Regions from separate parts of the Homo sapiens genome. Here region 2 is linked to region 1. Evidence: read pairs that join two places in POLR2A ChIA-PET (ENCODE). Cell type or tissue: PC-9. All regions are shown on one strand. Links, peaks and the distances in the headings refer to the core of each region. The heading gives the core; the rest is flanking DNA. Region 1 overlaps FGD3 (FYVE, RhoGEF and PH domain containing 3). Region 2 overlaps CARD19 (caspase recruitment domain family member 19).

Region 1 (15,385 bases), core at 3,396-11,395:
AGCTATTCTCCTGCCTCAGCCTCCCAAGTAGCTGAGACTACAGGCATGCACCACCATGCCCAGCTAATTTTTGTATTTTTAGTAGAGACAGGGTTTCATCATGTTGACCAGGCTGGTCTCAATCTCTTGACCTCGTGATCCGCCCGCCTCGGCCTCCCAAGATGCTGGGATTACAGGCATGAGCCACTGCGCCCGGCCTCCTTCTGTTTAAGGCTGAACATGATTCTGTTCTATGGAGAGGCCACCTTTTCTTTATCCAGGTTTCTAGGGATGGACACTTGAGGGGCTTCCACCCTTTGGCTGTTGTAGGGAATGCTGCTATGTATGTGGGTGTACAAGTACCTGTTTAAGACCCTGCTTTCAAACCTTTTGGGAGAAACATTCTTGACTAGATGGACTCACATGGGAAACTGGTGTTGGTTTAAATGTGGCTGCCCTAAGAAAAGCTGCCGCATCCTTGGGAGAGGTAGATACCCCCCGCCCACCAGCCCCCGATTCCAGGCTGTCCAGCCTCTTCTCCCAGTCCACAGTCACAGCGTCATGCCAGGGCTATGGGTCATGAAGACTCATACAGTCTTAAACAGTAGAAGTAACTTGTTAAGGTGGCGGTGTGAGCCATATTTGTGAGTGTCTGCTCATGGCATGACTACAAACGGGGAGGTGCTGCGTTGATCTGCCTCCTCTTCTCCCTGCTCAGCTTGCCCTCACTTCCTGCCCTCTCCGAGGCCCCTCTGACCCCCATCCCAATTCAGGAGCATGTAGCACCTCACTGAGTTCTCAGCAGAGATGATGGAGACCCCTCCTCCATCCACTCCCACAGCAGACAGGGCATTTCCCAGGCTGAGACCCCAAGGTAATTACTCTGGGCTTCCAGGCACCGCTAGGTCACAAGGTGGCTTTAATTTTTGTTTTCTTTTCTTTTTTCTTTCTTTCTTTTTTTTTTTTTTGACACGGAGTCTCACTCTGTGGCCCAGGCTGGAGTGCAGTGGTGTGATCTCCTCACTGCAACCTCCGCCTCATGGGTACAAGCAATTCTCCTGTCTCAGCCTCCAGAATAGCTGGGACTACAGATGCAAGCCATCACGCCTGGCTAATTTTTGTATTTTTAGTAGAGATGGGGTTTCACCATATTCATCAGGCTGGTCTCGAACTCCTGACCTCAGGTGGAGGTCTGCCAAAGTGCCTTAGCCTCCCAAAGTGCTGGGATTGCAGGTGTAAGCCACTGCGCCCAGCCTGGTGGCTTTAATTGACTGCCATTGGGCATTACATCTGGGCATGGCCAGGGTGCCCTGGGCCTTGCTCACTGTGGGTGGCCTCAGTGGGTTTGGGACCTCAAGGCACCAAAGTTAAGCCAGTGAGAAGCCATATGGGGACCAGCGGATATAGGCAGTTCACATGGTTTATTGTATCACCTAGAGGCACTTACAGTATTGCCTGGATTCTCTATCACAGGGTAACCCACAAGGGAGATCTTGTCGTCATCATCCCTCATGATTCTGGGCCACCCGGGTGCAGCGGGCGGCTCTTGCCCACAGGGCTGGGACCCATTGCATAAGGCTTCCCCCAAAGGCTTCAGGCCTGGCTGCCACCTGCTGTCGGCGGGGATGCCCCCGCATGCCTCTCTGAGTGGCTAAGCCTCCCTCACAGTGAGGTGCTGGCTTCCAAGTGTGAGAGCCCAGAGCTGTCTTCCCTCCTGACCTGGCCTCCCACATGCTGCCCTCTCTAGTTACAGCGAGTCTCTTAGGGGCTCTGTATTTAGGGGAGGGATGTCAGAGTCCGCTTTTAGATTGAAGTGGCATCAAAGAATATACGGGCAGTTTAAAAACCACCACTAACGCGTTTGTTGCTCCCCCTACATAACATGCCATTGTTATGGAGCCTCCTGTGTGCCGGGGGCCACTGGGCCACTCCAGCGACAGGACAAGGGAGGTCCCTGCCTACTAGGTTCCAGGCAGCACAGTGGACAGGTGCCGTGGTGGGTTTCTTTCAGATGGGGGGGGACTCCCGCACGGCCTCCCGGGAAGGGACATCTGGTGGCAGATAGAGCTGGGTGGTAGGCAGACTGGTGGCCCATCTGTGGGACCAGCCCTGCCTATCTGGGGGACCGCTGCACTGTGGAGGGACACGGGGCGGGGGCCAGAGCACTTCATCCCCCTGCTCACTGGCTGCTGTGATGGAGACACATGAACAGTTCTAGGACACCCTGGATTCTGGGGCATTCTAAATTTCTTCAGGTTTGTGGATTTCCTCGTGCTACAAGGTGGCAGCCCTGAGTGTCTGGGACCTGTTCCCTGGCTGAGTCCACAGTGGGCACGGCTCATCTGGGTCAGCAGCTCCAGCCTTGCTCACCTCAGGCGGCTCAGGGCTTCTTAAAGGGAAAGCTGAGGTGGCTGCATACAGAGAACTGACCTCGGCTTCCTCAATGCCCCTGTGGAAACATAGGCATAGCCCTGGGCGGACCAGAGTGACCCAAGCCCGGGGGCTTCCAGCACCTGTGTCCCAGGGCCAGCCTCTCTGAGCCTCGGCGTCCTCATATGAAGGACAGAAACGTCCCCTGCGAATGTGAGAAAGGGCTCAGCACTGACCCTGGGCATGGGTGTGCATGGGTGTACTTGCCTTATATGTGTGTATGCATTGTCAACCTAAAATAATCAAGAGAATCAGAATATAGTCTAAAGAGAGTTTATTCAAGCACAAGGTTGAGGACTGCAGCCAGGGAGACACTTCCAAGTTGCCTCAAGGAATGTCTGGAGAACAAAAGAGAGGCTCAAGTGTTTAAAGAAAAGAAAGGATGAATCAGGAGAGGGGGTGGTGACCATTGTTCATCAGGAACTCTCATTGGTTCACAGAAATAACACTGGCTAGTGATTGGCCAGCCACTGTTGAACTACAGGGAATGTGGCATTTTAGGGCTACTTGGCATCTGTTAGTCTCAAGCCTGCATAGCAAGTGGTTTCAGGAGGGACCTATTTTGCTCGATGGGGAGTGACACATGACTGTGTTGCATTCCAGTGCCTCTCAATGCCTGATTATATAAAGGGGCTGGCATTCCTCAGACACAGGCCTTTTTATTTTTCAGCATACGTGTGCACACATGTGTATGTATGTGCACATGTGCGTTTGTTTATGCATGTGTGCATGCACCTGTGCCTTGAAGGCCAGGCAGTGGCCACACCAGCCCAGGAGGGTTGCTGCTGGCAAAAGCCTTTGGCCGCAGAGGGGCTCTGCCCGGCTACACTTCCCAAAGTAGCTCATCCCTCTCCTGCCCCTCTATCCAGCTCTCTTTGTTTTCTGTTCTCATTACCTTTTTTATTTTAAAACAACGCATACTCTGTAAAAAGTCCTTGCAACAGAATAGAAGGAAGTGAAGTGACAATTAGGGGCTCCTCAACCCAGGTTGCCCCCACCAAGGGCACCCTAAAAACCTCACTTTTAATTTGATTGCCTTTGTAAAGACCCTGTCTCCAAACATGCCTTCATTTTGAGGTACTGGGGGCTAGGACTTCAGTGTGTGAATTGGGGGGTACCGACAGGATCCATAACACAGGTGTTTGCAATACAGAGTTGCAAACGCAAAGCTGGAGGTGAGTGTCCTTCATTTGTTTTGGTTCATCTGCTCTTGGACAAAAGCCCTTCCAAGATGGGAGTGATTTGAGGGCCTCCGATGAGCACAGTGCATCCCTCTCCTCTGGACAGGATGTCTGGGGACCCGGGCTGCTTGGGCCTCCTAGGCTGCAACCACACACCTCCTCACCTCTCCTCATGATCCATCATGATCCATCCTCCCTTCTGTGGTAAGGAAAATGATGCTTAGGAATGTCTGAAACTCACGAAGTTTGTACAGTTCAAAGGCGATAAGGGTGGGATTTTTCTTTTCTTTTCTTTTCTTTTCTTTTTTTTTTTTTTTTTTTTTTTTTTTGAGACAGAATCTGGCTCTTTCCCCTAGGCTGGAGTGCAGTGGTGATATCTCTGCTCACTGCAACCTCCGCCTCCAGGGTTCAAGCATTTCTCCTGCCTCAGCCTTTCGAGTAGCTGGGATTACAGGAGCCCACCACCACACCTGGCTAGGGTGGGATTTTTCTTGATCAGCCCTGTGAGGTATACTTGGCGTACCATTGATGCATAATGTTTAAAGTGTACAGTTGGATAAACTTTGACATGGGGTGTGCTCATGAAATTATCACCACAATCAAGGTAATGAATATGTGTGCAACATCCCACAAAGCTCTTGTGCTCCTTTGTAAGCACTCCCCACCTCCCCAGCCCCCTCCACCCATCCACCCCCCTCCCCCACACCAACCCCACAGCCCCTCCCATTCCTTCCAGGCACCCAGCTGATCTGCTTCCTAGCACCATAGGCTACTTTGCACTTCCTAGAATTCTGTAGTAATGAGAAAACACAGTAGGTCTTCTGTGGCTCCTTTTGTTCAGCATAATTATTTCTAGATTCATCTGTATTCTATTCCCTTTTTAAAAATGGTCTGAAAGATCTGGCTGGATGTGGTAGCTCATGCCTGTAATCCCAGCACTTTGGGAGGCTGAGGTGGGAGGATCACTTGAGGTCAGGAGTTCGAGACCAGTCTGGCCAACATGGTGAAAACCCATCTCTACTAAAAAAAATACAAAAATTAGCCAGGCGTGGTGGTGGGTGCCTGTAATCCCAGCTACTCAGGAGGCTGAGGTGGGAGAATCACTTGAACCCAGGAGGCGGAGGTTGCAGTGAACCTAGATTGTGGCCACTGAACTCCAGTCTGTGTGACAGAGCGAGACTCCATCTCAAAAAAAAAAAAAAAAAAAGGTCTGAAAGATCATTAGATGTAGGTATAGAATTAGCATCATTATTTTCCTGAAATGTTTGTAGAATTCACCAGTGAAGATCTCTGTGCCTGAAGTTCTCCATGTGGGAAAAGTTTTAACTACAAGGATTTCTTGTGCTTGTTTTACATTGAGCTTCTTAGATGTGTAGATTTATAGTTTCCATCAAATCTAGAAAACTTGTCATTATTTCCTCAAATATTTTTTTTGTCCACCCCTTTTTGAGACTCTGATCACACATGTATTACACTACTTGAAGTTTTCCCACATTTCACTGTTGCTCAGTTTCTCTGTGTGTGTGTGTGTGTTTCATTTTGGGTAGTTTCTGTTCCTGTCTCTTCAAATTCACTAGTTTTTCTTCTGCAATGTCTAATTGGTTGTTAATTCCTTCCAGTGTGTTTTTGGTCTCACACTTCGTAGTTTTCATCTCTGGAAGTTTAATGTGGGCCTTCTTACATTCTCCACGTCTCTACTGGATTTTAGAACATAGGATGACACAGACATGATAGTAGTTTTTAATGTCCCTTTTTGCTAATTCCAACATCTGTGTTAGTTATGGGTCAGTTTATATTGAATTTTTTCTCTTCATTAGTTATAGTCCCTTTTATGCCTGGTAATTTTTTTTTTTTTTTTTTTTTTTTTTGAGACAGAGTTTTGCTCTGTCGCCCAGGCTGGAGTGCAGTTGTGCAATTTCAGCTCACCGCAACATCCGCCTCCTGAGTTCAAGCAGTTCTCCTGCCTCAGCCTCCTAAGCAGCTGGGATTACAGGCACGCACCACCATGCCTGGCTAATTTTTGTATTTTTAGTAGAGATAGGGTTTCTCCATGTTGGCCAGGCTGGTCTCGAACTCCTGCCCTCAAGTGATCCATCTGCCTTGGCCTCCTAAAGTGCTGGGATTACAGGCGTGAGCCACTGTGCCCGGCCTCTGCCTGGTGATTTTTGATTGGATGCCAGACTATGGGAATTTTACCTTGCCATGCACTAGATATTTTTGTAGTTCTATAAATATTTTTTAGCTTTGTTCAAGGATGCAGTTGGGTAAACATATGGACTTCTTCCTGTTAAGTTTTGTTAATATTTGCTAGGTGGGACCAGAGCAGTGATCACTGCAGGGCTAATTATCCATCATTCCTGAAGCAAGACCCTCTGAGTATTCAACGCAATGCCCCGTGACCTGTGGGGCTTTTAGGGCTGGCTGGTGGGCATAGGCGTGTCCCTGCCCTGTGAAAGCTCCCTGTGGTCCTCACAGGTGGTTCTTTCTCTGGCCTCATGTGCTCTCCCCACCGCACACATGCTGAACGGTCCTCGAGGAGCCCCTCTGAGATCTCTGGGTTCTCTCTCTCTCTGCAGCTCTCTCATCTTCAGGGCTCCATGCTGTGGACTCTGGCCACCTTAGTCTTCTGGGCCTCCCAGTTTTGTCTTCTCAACTTAGAGAGTCCACTGGGCCCCACAGGGCTTCCCTTCCCTGATCCATGGCCCAGAAATGGTCTCTGGGCAGTGAGCTGGGGCAATAGGAGGGCTCACCTCATTCATTCCCGTCTCTCAGGGACCACAGTGTTTTACCGCTTGGTGTAGAGCCTTGCAAACTTGTTTCGTAGGTTTTGTCCATTTTTGTTGTTGTTCCAGGTGAGAGTAAATCTGGTTTCTATTACTCCATCCTGACCAGAAGCATAATTCCCCCGAGATGGGGTTGAACCAGGCTCTGTCTTGCCAGACAGCTACCTTTGAACACACCGAGGCTGAGCACAGCTCACATTCCATCTGGTGTATTTTTATTGCTCTGCCATGTTTGACCTCTGGAAACCTGAGTTTATCTCTTGTGCTATGAGAAGAATGCAGCAAAACATGTATTTTCTGTTTAGAAATCTTAATATTGCCCCCCATTGAACTCGTTAGGAATGCGGCAGTAGCCAATCATAAATGCCCACCTGAGCGATTCTGGAGTCATTTAAAGAAACGTCCACTCAAAAGGGGTTTTGCCCCAAGACAGTGAGCACTCAGGAGACTGTGTGTGGTGGGGGTGCTCCACCATAGAGCTGGTCGGCATCCACAGCCACCAGGACGCTGCCAGAGCCCAGGCCTGCGCCACGCCCTGCCCAGAGGCACACCTGCCTGCTCAAGGCAACCAGGGCAGGCTCAAGGCAGCCAGGGCCAGCTCACTGTGTGCCTGTCACTGTGTGAAGCCTGCTTCTTCTTTATTTCGCTTAGCAAGTGAGGCAGGAGCATGTAAAGCTGCTGGCAGAGGAATATCTAATTGTGAGTGTGAGTGCGTGTGTGACTGTGAGTGTGAGCCAGCCCGTCAGTGTGAATGTTTGAGAGAGCCTCTCTGTATGTGCCTGGGGGAGGGTGTGAGGTGTGGGCTAGGGAGGGGCCTGGCGATGCCCACCGGCTCACCTCACACTGGACAGTGCCTGCATGTTCAAGATGACCCTTCCCCTGGGCCGCAGGATGCTGCATGGCAAGGGACAAGCTCAGCCCTGGCCCCAGAGTTTCCAGCCGAGCAAGACACTGCCCACCCTACAGTGCATGGCTGCTGGTGCAGGCCCCACCCTTTTGGAGGCATTGTGTGCCAGCCTGGGGGCTGAGGATATGACTGTGCAGATGGCCATGCCCCAATCCTGGAGTCCACCATGCTGGGTGGTGGCATGGAGCTTCCCTCCTCCGCACCCCCGCAGAGCCGGGGCCTCTGGCTGCTCCAAATGCCAGTTGGAGAAGGTGGTTTTCTTTCTCTACTAATGTCTTTTCAGTACCTCCTAAATGGCTCTACTTTGAACCTGCTGGGCAAGGAAGAGATTTTCAAGGAAACCATCTACCGTGTGCAAGCTCCTGCCGGCCAACCCCAGACCCCAGCACGGAGCCAGGCGCCTGTGCCCGCCGACCCTCAGCATCCTCCTCAGAAAGGCTGGTGGCATCAGGTATGGGGATAAGTGACCGCCACTTGCAGCCCCTAGGCTCCTCGGCAGCTGCGTCTTCGGTTCAAGAGGATGATTTTGAGGGATGACAGTCTCCCTCTAGGCCCGTCTCACCTTTGCTCCTCCTCAGAGGCGCCCGGTGAATTTTCTGTGCACTTATAATTGACACTTGAATTTGGTCCATGAGAGGCATGGTGGGCCAGTGTGAGGTGGCTCCAGTGCACAGGAGGGAGGAGGAGTTTTGGGGCAAAGACCTTGGTCCACATCCTCTGGCAAGACGCACCTCCTGCCCCAGCCCTCCCCTGAGGGAGATAGTAGAGACAGCTGGGACCCTGGACCCCTGGGGGCTGTTTTCTGACCTGTCCAGCAGGCAGTGGTGAGGAGGAGGAGGAGGAGGACACCGGCCTCATGTCCTGGGAGTATCAGAGGATTGAAAAAGCACCACGGATGCGCTATAAACAGAAGCCACTGTGTTCCTTTTGGTTATGGTCACTACCTTGAGCATCTATTTTGAATTTATTGAACAGCAGATAGCTTCACACCACAGGGTTAATTTTTTTTATGCGGAACAAACAATTTTAAAACAAAACATTTTCCATTTTCTGTTCTTTAAAAGCCTGTCTGTACAAGACCCAGCTGAAGCTGACCAGGGCATTCACACTTCACACACAACCCCCAGCCCACCTGCTCCAGGCTTTCGGTGGGGGGCGGAGGGTACTGCCTGGGAGCTGCATTTGGGGGTTGCACCTGAGGGTGCTGGTCCATGCCTGGCTAGCACTGACTCTGGCTTGTTTCTCCCCTACAGGAAGCCCCTGGCCAGCCTCCACCTGAGCCCAGTGAGCTCAGCTTTAAGGATGGAGTCAGGCAGGGGGTCCTCAACCCCTCCAGGACCCATTGCTGCCCTAGGGATGCCAGACACTGGGCCTGGCAGTTCCTCCCTAGGGAAGCTTCAGGCGCTCCCTGTTGGGCCCAGAGCCCACTGTGGGGACCCTGTCAGCCTGGCTGCAGCAGGGGACGGCTCTCCAGACATAGGCCCCACGGGAGAGCTGAGTGGTAGCTTAAAGATCCCCAACCGGGACAGCGGGATCGACAGTCCCTCCTCCAGTGTGGCTGGAGAGAACTTTCCCTGCGAGGAGGGCTTGGAGGCTGGCCCAAGCCCCACTGTACTGGGGGCGCACGCAGAGATGGCCCTGGACAGCCAGGTCCCGAAGGTCACCCCCCAGGAGGAGGCGGACAGCGACGTGGGTGAGGAACCTGACTCTGAGAACACCCCCCAGAAGGCTGACAAGGATGCCGGCCTGGCCCAGGTAGGCTTCCCCTTCTCTGTCCCCGCTGCGGGCTGCAGGCCTTTCCTTAGGAGGGGTTTGAGATTTTCAGTGGGCGTCATCCCACACCTTGTTTCCAGGAATGTGGCACACAGGCTCGTGCTGTGTGCAAGGGGAGGTCCTGGGATGCAGTCTGCCCTAGAAAAGCCTGAGGGAAAAATCCATGCAGGCCAGGCCAAGCCCACCTGACACCTTGAGCAGTGACCTCAGTCCTGAGTCTCAGTTTCCACAACTGCACAGTGGGCACCTCCCGACCCTGGGAAGGTATGATGGTCAGTCCTACTGGTGGTGCTGCCAAAGCTGCCCTTTGCACAGTGCTCACTGCTGACTTTATGAAACTCCTGGGAGGAGACGATGTGAGTGGGGAAACTGTTTTCCTCAATGGGAAACTGAGGCACAGAGGGCATGGTACCTGGCCAGCGTCACCTATGGGGTGTGGCACAGGCTGGGTGCCCTGTGCTCTTCAGGACATGGTGGGGCAGGACCTGTGAGGCCCGCAGTGCAGTGTGGAGACCAGAGCAGACAGTTCCCACAACACGATGGGGCTGCATGGAGGGAGTTTGTTTGCGTTCTCATTAGCGTTTATGGGGCTCTTGGCTCGGTGCTGGGATCTTGGGGAGATGGAGAGGCAGCAGATGGCCTCAGCCTCAGAGAAACTGTGGGTATGGGGGGCACAGCTTGGGTAAGTTGCCAAGTGACCAGGTCCTGGGAGCGCTTTGCGGGTCAGGCTTGCTGGCTCCTAGGTGGGGACGTTGCTGGCTGACACGGGGACCATCGGGAGACGGGCTGGGCAGGTGAAGGGCAGTCCGGTGCCTGGACCACTGTGAGCTGGCTTGGCGGAGACGAGGCCAGGGCTGTGTTCAATGGAGGCTTTATTATCACTCAGGTGTAGGAAGGATCAGACCACTGCCATTGACAAGATGGTTTGTCATCCTCAGTTTCCAAGAGAAAGGGGCATGTCACACCACACCGTGAGGCCACAGGGAAGCCCAGGGTCAGTCAGAAGGCAGAGGGTTCGAGGGGGAACTGTGGGCCTGAGACGGTAATGTGGTTTCTGCGGGAAACTTGAGTTCCCAGCCATGATGGGAATGGGAGGTCAGACACACCTGATTCTACTCCCTCACTTTTGTAGTTTACACACAACTGACCAGCATTAATCTTAAAATAGAGATCAGAAGACTGACAGAATAGACTCTGTGGCAATAAGATACCAAATTATAAACAGGACCAGGCAAGTGTACACACCATACACTTAAAGAATAAACTATATTCTGGCTGGGCGCGGTGGCTCACGCCTATAATCCTAGCACTTTGGGAGGCCGAGGTGGGTGGATCACCTGAGGTCGGGAGTTTGAGACCAGCCTGACCAACACGGAGAAAACCTGTCTCTACTAAAAATACAAAATTAGCTGGGTGTGGTGGCACATGCCTGTAATCCCAGCTAATTGGGAGGCTGAGGCAGGAGAATCACTTGAACCCAGGAGGCGGAGGTTGCGGTGAGCCGATATCACACCATTGCACTCCAGCCTGGGCAGCAAGAAAGAAACTCCATCTCAAAAAAAAAAAAAAAAAGAATAAACTATATTCTAATAGCCACATTCTTTTTCTTTAGCAGCTAAACAAGCAATAAGCAATATTAAAACAACTATAGCTCCACCAGATGCTGACTGACACTCCCACCGCCCACCCCCCCACCCCACCCCCATTCCACCAGCCATAACTGCAGCTTTGATTGGACAAGAGACTGATTAACTTTCTTTCAATGAGAAGATCACTGACTCTGTATGGACTGGCTCTGGCCAGTTTGCAGAGGCTGCACACTTGCGTGCATTTGTGTCCTGAAAAGACCTTTTGGCATACAGAGCCTGACTGTAATACATTTAAATGTTAAGGCTCCACCCCAAGGTGAACATGAATTGCATGTTACACGCACCCTCCCCTCCCCTCCCCCCTCTTCCTTCCCCTCCCCTCCCTTCCCCCATTCGCCTTCCTCCACCCCCCTCCCCTCCCCTCCCCCATCCCCCCTCCACTCCTCTCTGCCCCTCCCCTCCCCTCCCCTCCCCTCCCCTCTCCTTCCCTTCCCTTTCCTTGAGACAGAATCTCATTATATTGCCCAGGCTCATCTCAAACTTCTGGCCTCAAGTGATCCTCCTGCCTTGGCTTCCCAAGTTGTCAGGATTATAGCTGTGAGCCACCATGCCAAGCACCAACTGATTTTTTTGTGTTCATTTTGTATTCTGTAACCTTACTGAACTGGTTCGTTAGTCCTAACAGTTTTTAATGGAATCTTAAGGATTTTTTAGTATAAAATCATGTCATCTGTGAACAGAACTAATTTTACTTTTTCCTTTCCAATTTGGATGACTTTTCTTCCTTTTTCTCTCCTAATTGCTCTGGCTAGGACTTCCCATACTATATTGAATAGAAGTGGTGAGAGTGGGCATCCTTGTCTTATTTCTAATCTTAGAGGAAAAGTTTTAGTCTTTCACCATTGAATATGATGTTAGCTGTGGGCTTCTCATATATGAGCTTTATTATATTGAGGTAGTTTCATTCTGTTCCTAGTTTGTTGAGTGTTTTTTATCATGAAAGGATGTTGAATCCTTTCAAATGCTTTTTCTGCATCAATTGAGATGATCATGTGGCTTTTGTCCCTCATTCTGTTAATGTGGTGTATTACATTAATTGATTTTTGTTATGTTGAACCAGAGTTGCATTCCAGGAATAAACTTGGTCATGGTGATTAATCCTTTCAATGTACTGTTGAATTTCATTTCCTAGTATTTTGTTGAGGTCTTTTGCATCAATAGTCATCAGGGATATTGGCCCGTAGTTTTATTTTCCTGTATCGTCTTTATATGGCCTTGGTATCAGGATAATGCTGGCCTTATTGAATGAGCTGGAAGTATGCCCTCCTCTTCAATTGTTTTGGAAGAATTTCAGGAGGATTGGTTTTATTTCTTTTTAAAATGTTTATAGAATCCATCAGTGAAGCCATCTGGTCCTGGACATTTGTTTGTTTGGAGGATCTTTATTACTAATTCAATCTGCATACTCATTATTGCTCTTTCAAATTTTCTATTTCTTCATGATTCAGTCTTCCCAGGTTGTGTGTTTCTAGGAATTTACCCATTACTGTTCATAGTATTCTCTTTTAGTCTTTTTATTTCTGTGGCACCTCTTGTAATGTCCCCTCTTTCATTTTAGTTGAGTCTTCTCTCTCTCTCTTTTTTTTTTTGAGGCAGTCTATTTAAAAATCACAACATTTAGAAAAAAATCTATACATTTAGACAATAGAATAGATTTTTTTTTTTTTTAGATGGAGTCTCACTCACTCTGTTGCCCAAGGTGGAGTATAGTGGTGCTAACTGCAACCTCCACCTCCTGGGTTCAAGCAATTCTCCCGCCCCAGCCTCCCGAGTAGCTGAGACTACAGGCGTGTGCCACCACGCCCAGCTAATTTTTGTATTTCTAGTAGAGATGAAGTTTCACCGTTTTGGCCAGGGTGATCTCAAATTCCTGGCCTCAAGTGACTCACCTGCCTTGGCCTCCCAAGTGCTGGGATTACAGGTGTGAGTCACCATTCCCAGCCTCCTTTTTTCTTAGTTAACCTAGCTAAATGTTTGTCAATTTTTTTGCTCTTTTCAAAAAACCAACTTTTCATGTTGTTGGTTTTCCTATTGTCTTTCTATTCTCTATTGCAGATACCTAATGTATATAGATATCTCTATAGGTCTGATCTTTATTACTTCCTTCCTCCTGCTAGCTTCAGTTTCAGTTTACTCTTCTCTTTTGAGTTTCTTGATGTGCAGAGTTAGGTTGTTGATTCAAGATTTTTTTTTTTTAATGTACGTATTTATAGCTGTAAAATTCCCTCTTAGCACTGCTTTTACTGCATTCCATAAGTATGATGATTTCATTTTTTTCTTTTATCCATTGGTTGTTTAAGAATGTGTTGTTTAGGCCAGGTGCGGTGGCTCACTCCTGTAATTCCAGCACTTTGGGAGGCTGAGGCAGGTGGATTGCCTGAGTCAGGAGTTTGAGACTAGCCTGACCAACATGGTGAAACCCTGTCTCTACTAAAAATACAAAAATTAGCCAGGCGTGGTGGTGGGCACTTGTAATCCCAGCTACTCGGGAGGCTGAGGCAGGAGAATTGCTTGAACTGGGGAAGTGGAGGTTGCAGTGAGCCTAGATCCCGCCACTGTGCTCTAGGCTGGGCGACAGAGCAAGACTCCATCTCAAAAAAAAAAAAGAAAAAAGAAAAAAAATGTGTTGTTTAATTTGCACATGTCTGTGGATTTTCATTGTGTTATTGAATTCTAGTTTCATTCCATTGTGATTGAAAAAGATGGTTTGGGCCAGGCATGGTGGCTCACGCCTGTAATCCCAGCACTTTGGGAGGCCGAGGCAGTCGGATCATGAGGTCAGGAGATCGAGACCATCCTGGCTAACATGGTGAAAACCTGTCTCTATTAAAAATACAAAAAATTAGCCAGGCGTGGTGGTGGGCACCTGTAGTCCCAGCTACTCGGGAGGCTGAGGCAAGAGAATGGCATGAACCTGGGAGGCGGAGCTTGCAGTGACCTGATATCGCGCCACTGCACTCCAGCCTGGGTGACAGAGCGAGATTCCATCTCCAAAAAAAAAAAAAAAAGAAAAAAAAGAAAGAAAAAGTTTGTATAATTTCAGTCTTTGTGTGTTTGTTGAGACTTGTTTTATGCCTAATATATGGTCTATCCTGGAGAATGTTTCATGTACACTTGAGAAGAACATATATTGTGCTGTTTTTGGGCAGCGTGTTCTGTAATTGTCTGTTTGGTTCAACTGTCTGTAGAGTTGTTCAAGTTCTCTATTTCCTTATTGATCTTCTGTCTGTTTATTTTATTGGTTTATTGAAAGTGAGATATTAAAGTCTCCTAATATTATTTTGCCGATCTCTATTTTTTCCTTCAATTTTGCCAAAGTTTCCTTCATATATTTAGGAGCGCTGAGGTTTGGTGCATAAATATTTATAACTGTCACATCTTTTTGGTGACTTGACCTTTTTATAACTATATAATGTCATTCTTTGCTTCTTGTAACAGTTATTTTTTTTCCAGTTGGCAGCAGTGATTCTTTTTTTTTAAAGTGACAGATACTAGCTGTACATATACCTGAGTTACATAGTGATGTTTTGATACATAGAATATATAGTGATTAGATCATGGCAATTAACATAGCCATCATTTGAAACATTTATCATTTCTTTGTGTTGGGAACACTCAATACCCTCCTTCTAGCTATTGAAACTATATACTATACGATTGTTAACAATAGTCCTTCTACAGTGTCATAGAACACTGGAAATTACTCCTTTTATCTATCTGCAATTTTATATCCTTTAACAAATCTCTCCCTATCCCTCTCTTCCTCCTACGCTTCCTAGTCTCTAGTATTCTCTGCTGTACTTTTTACTTCTGTGAGATCAACTTTTTTTAGCTTCCATGTATGAGTAAGAATATGTGGTGTTTAACTTTCTGTTCCTGGCTTATTTTGCTTAACTAAATGTTGTCTAGTTCCATCCATGTTGCCACAAATGACAGGATTTCATATTTTTATGACTCAGTAGTATGACATTGTCTATATATACCACATTTTCCTTATTCACTCATCTGTTGTTGGACACCCAGGTTGATTCCATATCTTGGCTGCTGTGAATAGTGCTGCAATAAACATGGAGGTGCAGCTGTCCCTTCAATATACTGAGTTCCCTTCCTTTGGATAAATGTCCAGTCGTGTGATTGCTGGATCATATGGTAGTTCTATGGTTTTTCTTTTTAAAAAGAATGTATTCATTCATTTTTTTTTTTTGGAGACAGAGTCTTGCTCTGTCACCCAGGCTAGAGTGCAACGGCAAGATCACCGTTCATGCAGTTCGCTCCTGTTCTGCTTGATATTCATGAACATTTCAGCTCTCCATAAGAGTCCTGAAAGTTTTTCCTCTATTCTAATATCACAATCTCCAACGTTATCAGAAACCTGCATTTAGGAGCACCTGTTAGAGTCCTATAGCTGACTATAAAAACCACCTTTTGGCCAGGGACGGTGGCTCATGCCTGTAATCCCAGCACTTTGAGAGGCTGAGGCAAATGGATCACCTGAGGTCAGGAGTTCAAGACCAGCCTGGCCAACATGGCCAAACCCTGTCTCTACTAAAAATACAAAAATTAGCTGGGCATGGTGGTGCTTGCCTATAATCCCAGCTACTTGGGAGGCTGAGGCAGGAGAATTGCTTGAACCTGGGAGGCAGAGGTCACAGTGAGCTGAGATCGTACCACTGTACCCCAACC
Region 2 (9,969 bases), core at 1,345-9,344, 140 kb after region 1:
TTTTACAAATGAAGAAACCAAGTCTCTGAGGGGTGGAGTAGCTGGCTAAGGTCACACAGGAAGCCACACTATGTCCCAACACTTGGAATGATGTCACCAGCCCTGTGCTTTCTTTTTTTCGAGATGGAGTCTTGCTCTGTCGCCCAGGCTGGAGTGCAGTGGCACGATCTTAGCTCACTGCAAGCTCCGCCTCCCGGGTTCACACCATTCTCCTGCCTCAGCCTCCCGAGTAGCTGGGACTACAGGTGCCCACCACCACACCCGGCTAAGTTTTTTGTATTTTTAATAGAGTCGGGGGTTTCACCGTATTAGCCAGGATGGTCTCGATCTCCTGACCTCGTGATCTGCCTGCCTCAGCCTCCCAAAGTGCTGGGATTACAGGCATGAGCCACCGCACCTTGCCAGCCCCATGCTTTCTTTGTGACCACTCCCAGCCTGTTTCCCAACCTCCCACCCCACAGGGAGTATGAGGAGTAGCAGTGATGCCTGTGACAGAGGCAATGCCAGGCACTATGTGGTGTGGGTAAGGGGCAGGTTGTCACAGGAGCTGCCATCCAGCAGGTGTCCTGACACCCAACAGGGAAGCTGAGGCTGGGGGCCTGACCTTGGTGCCCTGCCCTGACCCACAGCCAGCCCCCCTGGCCTGATCTTCCCTGGCACCCCCTTGTACCCTCAGTTCCGGAACCCCAAGGCATCCTTGCGTGTGCGGCTCTGTGACCTCCTGAGCCACCTGCAGCGGAGCGGTGAGCGGGACTGCCAGGAGTTCTACCGAGCCCTGTATATCCATGCCCAGCCCCTGCACAGCCGCCTGCCCAGCCGCCACGCTCTGCGTAAGTTCCACATCACCAACCATGCATGCTTGGTGCTGGCCCGGGGAGGGCACCCCAGCCTGCCGTTGATGGCATGGATGTCCTCCATGACCACCCAAGTCTGCTGCAGCCCAGGCCTGGCATCCCCTCTCGCCTCAGCCCCTCCCCAGAGGCCACCCTCTGGCCCCGAGGGGAGAGTGTGGCAGGCACAGGCAGTGCAGATGTTGGTCTCTGTCTCCCACTTTCTCCCCCTTCCTCCGTCTCTCTCTCATGGCAGTTTTCACACAGCATGGGGCATCTTATACGTCCACTCTTGCCCTTCCTTTTCTAACCTCATTCCACGGGGATCCCTTCATGTCTGTGTGGACAGCAACCTTGTTCCCACAGCTGCATGGCGCTCCTAGGCGGTCCCAGCTGGAATTACCCAACCCCATGACGGACCCTTTCATTGCAGCGATCTGCACACGTGTGGGTGTTTCCATAGGACATTGTCAGGCACGGATGGCTGGTCCGAAGCACGTGCATTTCAGTTTTGAGGCTCCTGTCCTCAGGCAGTGTGGACTCAGGCCCTGGGAGTCATGTGGATGCCAGTAGCCTGGGCCCACAGAGCTGCTGGGATGTGGGGGGCATATCAAGTTGAAGATGGCAACTCTGATCTGACGCCTCTGTGCTCAGGGCCCCTGGAGGAGGGGCTACTGCCCCTTGGCCCTTAGACAACAGGACAGAGACCAGAGGGACTGGGCGGCTTGTCCCAGGCTACTGGGCTGTGGTCTCTGACCCCCTGGAGGCCTCCCCACGCCTCACAGAACACAGTGCAGACGGTGGGCGGGGAGAGCTCGAGGGGAGGCCCAGCCCTGCAGGTGGGACTGGCTCTCCCTCCCCAGCCACGAGTATGCCACAGGGGGCTTTCAAAACCAGGCAGGGCCAAGCCTTGGCCCCACTGGAGGTAGAGCACCTTCTGTGGCTCCCGGGTGCCTTTAGGCCCGTCCAGGAGTTGGAGCAGAGGAGAAGACCCAGACTGTGCATAGTTCCCTGAGGAGGGCTAGCCTCAGGTGCCACAGCCTGGTTCGGCCTGGCGGCCCCAGGAGGCAGCAGCAACCTTGGGCTTCCTGCGGGGTGACTACCTTGCCCTCCGGCCCTGCCCGTTGACTAACTATGCTCTGTGGTTTTGTTTCCAGAGAACTCAGATTGCACAGAGCTAGACTCGGGCAGCCAGAGCGGCGAGCTGAGTAACAGGGGTAACACCTCCCTGCTGCCCCTCCCTCTCTCTCCCTCTCTCTCCCTCTCTCTTTACCCTCCCCAGGGCTCCATCTCCGCCTCAGGGGCTTCTCCACCCCAAGTCTGGCTCCATTCCTGGCCTTCTGTTGGTGACAGACCCCCCCCCTAAGGTGCTCGTTTGGGGGCTCTTCAGGCAGCACCTCAGCCTGGCACCCCCACTCCCCTGCGCAGCCCCCAGGCCTCAGGACCCCACCCCTCTGAGGCCCAGGGGAGCCCTGTTCACGCTGGTTTCTCCCCAGGACCCATGAGCTTCCTGGCTGGCCTGGGCCTTGCTGTGGGACTGGCCCTGCTCCTGTACTGCTATCCGCCAGGTGGGTGCAAGCGGATCCTCATGGGGCTGGGCCTGCCTCCCCTCTGCCACCAAGCCAGGGCCCCAGACCCTGCCCAATTTGGGACCCCTTGGCCTCTTCGTACCTCGGTGTCCACACTTGTGCAGTGGGATGGTGTCACCTCGCAGGGCTCCTGAGAAAGGGGATGTGAGGAGGCTCCCAGCGTCCACTGGCCCCTGCCACCCTTGGGAACCAGAGAATGATGACCTCTAGCGGGAGGAGGGGTGCAGCCAGGACTCTGGGTGTTACAAAGCCCTGCCACATCTGTGACCTTGAACCATGTGGGGCCCTTGAGCAGGTCACGTGCCCCAGGGCCTTGGGTCTCTCCAGCAGCCACAGGCCTGATGCACAGGAACCTTCCAGGGCCCCTCTACTGGCACCCAGCCTGGCCTGCCCCGTCTCCCTTTTCTGTGATGCCTGAGTTTGTCGTGCTGGGAGGCTTACTGGGTGAGGGGACACAGGCACACATGGCAGGACTCAAAGGCCCGTGGGTCACTCGGGTGGGAGCTGGGGGCTCTGGAATCTGCCCTAATTCTTGTCTTTTCAACTCAAGCCGAGACCATGACCGGGAGGGAGCACCCTGTCCCAGTGCCTGTTCCCACCCACCCCCGCAGGAGGGATGGAAACACAGAATTCACCTCTGGGACTGGTTCTTGAGCTTTTGCCTCCCCTTTTGTCTTCTAGACCCCAAGGGCCTGCCAGGGACCCGGCGCGTCCTCGGTTTCTCGCCTGTCATCATCGACAGACATGTCAGCCGCTACCTGCTGGCCTTCCTGGCAGATGACCTAGGGGGGCTCTGACAGACCCTGGACCCAGGGCCTCACCTGCCACTCAACCAAAGAGTCCTCGAGCCGGCCCGCCAAGGGGACTGCTGCTTCTTTTTCTAAATGCATATTTTTCATTATTTATAATTTGTGTAAAAAACACACCTTCACCTTACAAGGTGCTGACCATATTAAATGTTCAGGTTCTCTCAGCCTGCCTCGTTCCTCAGTCTCAGGGGTGTTTCAGAGATGACTGCAGCTATGGCTGCTCCAGCTGGGGCTGGCCCTGGTATTCCCAGCATCCCCACATCCAGCTGCTGGCACAGACCCCCCAGACAGGACGCCCTCCACATGGACTCACCTGCCTCGGATAAGCCGCCAGGCACTGCCTCCCCACCTCAGATGTTCCCCACACTGCCCCCTCCTCACACCTCATGTGCCACACACACACACACACACACACACACACACACACACACACACACCCACTCCCCCCACCCCAGCTGCTGAGCCTGGACCGGACACCTGATTCCCTCCCCTTGTCAGCTCCTCCCCCAAGCCTTTTTGTGGGGAAACGAGAATATTTGTCAACCCACAGAATCATCATGAGTTTGCATTTTCCAGGGGGTTTCTGGAGGCACCCAGGCTTTGCCCCAGAAGGTGCTGGGAACCCCTAATGCTGGGGCGATGCCACTGGCAGGGCGAGGCTATGGGCGCAGCTCCTGGAGGGACCCTGCTCAGTCGCAGGGTCCCAGCGCACATGACAGTGGGAACCAGGCTGCCGGTGGAGTATGGAGCTCCAGGACATGACATCCCATTACCATGCAGCCCTGCTGCTTGGGTCATCACAGTGCCTGCCCCTTCAGGGAACTGAGGGCCAGGGGCAAGGAAAGCCAGTGCCTCAGAGCCCTCCCACCTGCCAGGCTGCCATGCGCCCACTGAGTGGGGTGGCCGGGGGACAGCCCTAGCTGCCCTCTCCCTCCTCCACCCTGAGCCATGGGGCCAGGGCCTGTGCTCCAGTCTCAGCCCCTTTGCCCACCTGTGAAATGGGATCCCTCCCTCGGGACTCCTCCTTGAGCCTGCGCTCTGTCACAGCACCCCCTCCCCCTCAGAAATCCTTTTAGGAATTTACCACCTTGCTACAGATGCCTTTAATGCCTGGGTAAAGGAGACACACTTAGTGAAGGTGACAGGTGTCTGGGTGAAGGGTGTAGACAGGTGTGACTTGCCCCTGGAGGGTGAAGGAGGGGTCTCCAGGGACAGTAACATTCTATGACTGCGTCAGCTGAAGGTAGGAAACCTCCGAGGCAGGCAGGGCACAGGCCAGTGTGTGGCCTGGGCAAGTCCTAGGTGGCCCCACCTGAGGCCGTGGAGGACACACGCACCTCCTCAGGGCTGCCTGACATGACCTGAGGCCCTGACTCCCCAGGCCGCTTGGGCAGGGTGTCATTCCTCAGTGAGGGGCTGCCTGGCCCGAGGACTGCTGACTCCCCTGTCCATCTGTGTGCACCCACCGCCCTCCCCCGAGGCCCATGTCAGCCAGGTCCTGAGCCCCACTGTCCTTGGACTGCCCTCCCAGCGCCCAGCTACCCCCAGCTCCATCCCTGACCAACTGGACTCAAGCCTGGGGCTGAGTCTGTGACATCCTCGACCACCAGCCAGGCCTACTCTTGCATCTGCCGCCTCCCGCCTGGTGGTTGCCCCACCCTTTGAGGCTGGAACCTGGAGGAGGGAGAATGATAAGCGCCCATGTCTGTGCCTCAGCCGCCCATCAGGCCCAGCTCTGCTAACCACCGGGCCAACCAGTTCCTGTGACCAGCAGTGAACTAGGTCCCCAGGGGAGGGGAAGGCACCCTTGGGCACGTGAGGCCCTCCTGGCTGCCCTGAGTCCCCGCTTCCACACTACACCCACAGATGGCCGTGTCCTGCGCCTCCACACCTGTGCTGCAGGTGTTCAGGCAAAAACCGTGCTGCTCCCTCGGCTTGGGACTCCTTACCAGCCCCTCTCATCAACTCATCCTTCAGGAATGCCACTTCCTCCAGGAAGCCCTCATGATACCCCAGTAAGAAGAGCAGTTTCCTCCAAGCTACCACACCTGAACATGGGATGCTGTTCTGACATCCAGAACTGTGCAGGAGCTGGTAGGAGATGCTGGGGTCGAGGGAACTCCCATTACCAAAGCTTTGGTGTGAGGGAGGGGTTGTGGGAGAGCTGGAGGTGAAATGCAGAGGGTTGTGAGGGAGAGTGAGTGAAGGAAAGAGGGGTAGTGAGGAAGGGGGTGTGGATGAGGGAGGGAGATGAAGGAAGGGGAATGAGGGGGTGTGTGAGGTAGGTGAGGAAGGAGATGAGGGAGGGGGTGAGGTAGGGGTGAGGGAGGGGGGTGAATGAGGGGTGAGGGAGGGGTGAGGGAGGGGTGAGGGAGAGGTGAGGGAGGGGTGAGGGGGGTGAAGGAGGTAGGTGAAAGGGTGTGAGGGAGAGGTGAGGGAAGGAGTTGGGGGGAGGGAGGGGTGAGAGAGGGAGTGAGGGAGAAGGTGAGGAGGGGTGAGAGAGGGTTAGGGAGAGGTAAGGGAGGGGTAAGGGAGGGGGTGAGGGAGGAGGTAAGGGAGGTGATGAGGGAGGAGTGAGGGAGGGGATGAGGGAGGAGTGAGGGAGGGGATAAGGGAGGGGTGAGAGAGGGGGTGAAGGAGGAGTGAGGGAGGGGTGAGGGAGGGGGTGAGGGAGGGTTGAGGGGGTGAGAGACGGGTGAAGGAGGGAGGGGGTGAGGGAGGGGTGGGGGTGAGAGACGGGTGAAGGAGGGAGGTGGAAGTGGGTGAGGGAGAGGTGAGGGAAGGAGTTGAGGGAGGAGAGAGAGAGTGAAGGAGAGGGTGAAGGAGAGTGAAGGAGGGCATGGGGGGGTGAGGGAGGGGTGAAGGAGGGAGGTGACGGGGTGAGGGAGAGGTGAGGGAAGGAATTGAGGGAGGAGGGAGGGAGGGAGGGGTGAGGGTGGGGGTGAGGAAGGGGTGAGGGAGGGGTGTTGGGGGACCTAGTATGGAACCCAGGAGTATATTTGTCACAGGTCAGCAAGGACACAGGGCACTTGAGCTCAGAGGCCGGAAGTATAGCTGGTCTTGCACAATCCACGGTACCGGTCTGGGAGAAATGACCCTGCTGACTACAAACACAGGCTGGGTTTTGGGGGTGCTGACGCAGCTTTGTTGTGCTGCTGCTTCCAGTTCTGCCGGCTCAGTGCCTTGTGACCGGGGCCGGTGGCTCCTCCATAGAGGGCTCACAGGGGTCCTGCCCACTCAGTGCCTCTCACACCTCTGCACAAACCCTGGGTCTCAGCAGCCACAGGGTTCTGGCCTTCCTTGGGTGAGCCTGGACACCCACCCTCATGCAGACAGGTTCAGAATCTGGGAGGGGGTCCAGCCTCTTGTGCGCCCTACTGTCCCCCACACCTGAGGGGCACTCGGGAGACAGAGTACTGGGGGCATGCTGTTGTCACCACGGCCTGCTGGGGTCATGTCACAGCTCAGAGCCTTGGTCCCCCCAGCTGTAACGTTAGCATGAGAATGGGGACTCTGGCAGTCGAGGAACACCCACCCTCCCGCAGCCTGGCTGGGCAAGTGCTGGATGGGGGTTGCAGTGGGACCCCAAATCTTGATCAGATCTGGGGAGGGGACCCTAGCACTACCTTGCAGGGGGGTGAGGGACCAGGGGTGGGTCTCCACAGACCCTACTGCAGCCACAGGTTTGGAGGGAGTGGGCTACACTGGCCTAAAACTGGCCTGAAGACAGCTGGTGGGAGAACCCGGCTGTTCACTGGCTGGAAGGACGAGGACGTGCTGGGCTGGGGGCCACAGAGGCTGCAGCTGGTGGGGCAGCTTCCTGCGGTCACAACAGGTCAACAGCACCTGGAGTTAGTGTTTCCTCTAAAGTAAAGTATTTGAGAGAAAGAGAAGAAAAATATGAAAGCATTCAGACCTCTAATTTATTATTATTATTTTTTGAGACGGAGTCTGGCTCTTGTCGCCCAGGCTGGAGTACAGTGGGGCGATCTTGGCTCATGCAAGCTCCGCCTCCCAGGTTCACGCCATTCTCCTGCCTCAGCCTCCCGAGTAGCTGGGACTACAGGCACCTGCCACCACGGCCAGCTAATTTTTTTTTTTTTTGTATTTTTAGTAAAGAAGGGGTTTCACTGTGTTAGCCAGGATGGTCTCGATCTCCTGACCTAGTGATCCGCGCGTCTCAGCCTCCCAAAATGGTGGGATTACAGGCATGAGCCACTGCACCCGGCCCCTTTTTTTTTTTGAGTCTTGCCCTGTCTCCCAGGCTGGAGTGCAGTGGTGCGATCTTGGCTCACTGCAACCTTCACCTCCCAGGTTCAAATGATTCTCCTGCCTCCGCTTCCTGAGTAGCTGGGATTACAGGCGCCCACCACCACACCCGGCTTATTTTTGTATTTTAATAGAGACAGGGGTTTCACCATGTTGGCGAGGCTGGTCTCGAACTCCTGACCTCGTGATCTGCCCACTTTGGCGTCCCAAAGTGCTGGGATTACAGGCATGAGCCACCGTGCCTGACCTTTTTTTTTTTTTTTTTGATACAGAAATCTCTCACTCTGTTGCCAAGGCTGCAGTGCAGTGGTGCGATCTCAGTTTGCTGCAACCTGCACCTCCCGGGTTCAAGCAATTCTCGTGCCTCAGCCTCCTGAGTAGCTGGGATTACAGGCATGTGCCACCGTGCCCAGCTAATTTTTTTGTAGTTTTAGTAGAGACAGGGTTTTGCCATGTTGTCCAGGCTGGTCATGAACTCCTGAGCTCAGGTGATCCACCTGTCTAGGCATCCCAAAGTGCTAGGATTACAGGCGTGAGCCACCATGCTGGGCCCAGTCCTATGATTGTTAAGAATAATGCAGTGCCAAAAAAAAAAAAAAAAAAAGAATAATGCAGTGAAGAAACAGGCACTCCACTCTGATTGAACACAGGTGGAAGAGGAGGCCCTAGGAAATGGAGGGGAGGGCTGGGCGTAGGGTGTGGCGTGGGTTCTGTCACAAATGGCCAATACACCCAGAATCAGGTGCTCCTCCCTGCCTGGCCGTACCAGGCCTGGGCCCAGCACCTTGAATGGAGGTCCAGTTGCCTCCCCACTCATCTGACATGAGCTGCCCTCATCCTTACTCTGCACATGGGAATGAATGGGCCAGGTCCTTCAAGGATGAACCAGATAGAAAGCACTGCCCTGGGAGAGGGAGCCTGTAGATCCAACAAGACTTAGAAGACACTTCCAGTGCTTTTAGGTGGGCAGGAATAAGCAGTGTCAAGGACACGCACAGGGCACCTAAGCCATGAAGAGACCTGAGCAAGGGATCCCTGTAAGGGAGTGAGGGGCCGAGACTGGGCTTCGGGCTGGCACAGCGGTACCTCTTCACCTTGGAACAACCCACTGAGATCTATGCCTGCCTTCACATCTATCTTCTATCCGTCATCTATCAAGCTATCCATATGTCATCTATTTCTCATCTATCAGTCAATCTTTTCATCTTTTACTCTTTTCCATCAAATACAACAGCTTCTATCAATCATCTCTATCTAATCATCCATCTGACCATCCAGCATCTATCATCTATTATCTATCTAATCTATCTAATCATCTAATCTATCTGACCATCCATCCATCATCCGTCCGTCCGTCTGTTCATCCATCCATCCATCCACCCACGTATCTACCATCTATCAATCTATCTAATAATCTCTCTGTTATAGGAAAGAGGTTAGGAAACCCTCCCATCACACTCTGCCCAGTTGGTCATCTCCAGCTCTATGCGACTGCCCCTACCTGCCCCCGCACCTCACTGCTTCCCCAACACCAGCCCAGCTCACAGGACTTGTGCAAAGGCTTCCTTGCCCTCAAACCTTCTTCCCAGACTTCTGCATGGCCCCTCGCCATCATCCCAGGTCACCTACTGACCTCCCTGCCCATTCCTCCTGAGCTCCCTGTGTGTCCCTCCATGTCCCCCCCCACCACCCAACTTCGTGGGTGCATCTTGTTCACTTTCCAGGTCCCCCGTGAGAACAGAGCTGAATCCACGGGCAGGACTGGCTGGAGTGGATACATCAGGTCCCAGGACCCCATAGGCGCTGTCAAACCTTCCCAGAAGGTAGCTTGGCTCTGAGCAGCTCCTGGGCCTGTTTTTTGTCTGTCCCTTGGCTGCTGTGACACATGCACAGGGCCTAGCACATACAGGCAAGTGAGTGGGTTCTGCCCCAGACATTTACTGAGCACCTACTATATGCTGGACAGTGCTGAGGACACAGGCTGCAGATAGGTGATGGCATCTGGTAGGAGAGCCAGGTCAGACAAAGGATCCTTAAGTAGGAGAAGCACAGACAGGGATGCGGGTGCCAAGCCATGCCCCCAGCTCCAGCAGAGCCCCTTGGCCCTCAGGAGACCCAGCAGGCAGAACACTCATTCTCGGAGTGCCTGCCCTGGACTTGGGCTGGACTCAGACTCCAGCTCCAGGGGAGAGTCCACCTGGCCGCACTGTCTCTGGCAACATGGACAGTGACTCCATCCCAAGGCACCAGAGCATAAATTGTAATGGGGCCAAGACAGTGATCAGGGAGGGGCGGCATCAGACTGGTCAGGACGGCCTCTGGAGTAACCTTAGAGCTAAGCCCCGGCCAGCCGACGGGGGCCTGGAAGGATGCTCTTCAGGGGGCAGCAGCACAGGCTGAGGACTGAGATGGGAACCCCAGAAGTCAGGGTCAGAGCTGGTGGAGTGGTTGGTGAATAAGCCTGGGAGTTGG

What was found. Peaks named below come from ENCODE experiments on the same cell type or tissue, not always from the same donor. Only the 100,000 strongest peaks of a DNase experiment are listed, where the experiment ranks them.
Region 2: POLR2A ChIA-PET joins it to region 1 with 19 read pairs; 5 of 35 experiments call an interaction of 5 or more read pairs at or near these places.

The regions. Positions count from the first base shown.
Region 1 is chr9:92,967,675-92,983,059 of GRCh38, forward strand. FGD3 (FYVE, RhoGEF and PH domain containing 3) reads left to right here. Exons shown (of 18, transcript NM_001083536.2): 2 at 7,564-7,731; 3 at 8,534-9,035. The coding sequence starts at 8,583. Among named protein-coding and RNA genes, the nearest start is that of FGD3, 28 kb to the left of the region's middle. RefSeq lists an enhancer at 2,531-3,222. In PC-9, for the core only: no CTCF peak of the experiment used is centred there; DNase peaks (open chromatin) are centred at 6,707 and 7,367; H3K4me3 peaks cover 3,808 bases; H3K27ac peaks cover 6,156 bases.
Region 2 is chr9:93,109,892-93,119,860 of GRCh38, forward strand. CARD19 (caspase recruitment domain family member 19) reads left to right here. Exons shown (of 6, transcript NM_032310.5): 3 at 677-830; 4 at 1,988-2,047; 5 at 2,327-2,398; 6 at 3,101-3,392. The coding sequence ends at 3,216. Among named protein-coding and RNA genes, the nearest start is that of CARD19, 19 kb to the left of the region's middle. RefSeq lists enhancers at 3,510-4,458, 4,459-5,406, 9,492-9,969. In PC-9, for the core only: no CTCF peak of the experiment used is centred there; DNase peaks (open chromatin) are centred at 1,970, 4,410, 5,010, 6,300 and 1 weaker place; H3K4me3 peaks cover 2,545 bases; H3K27ac peaks cover 6,991 bases.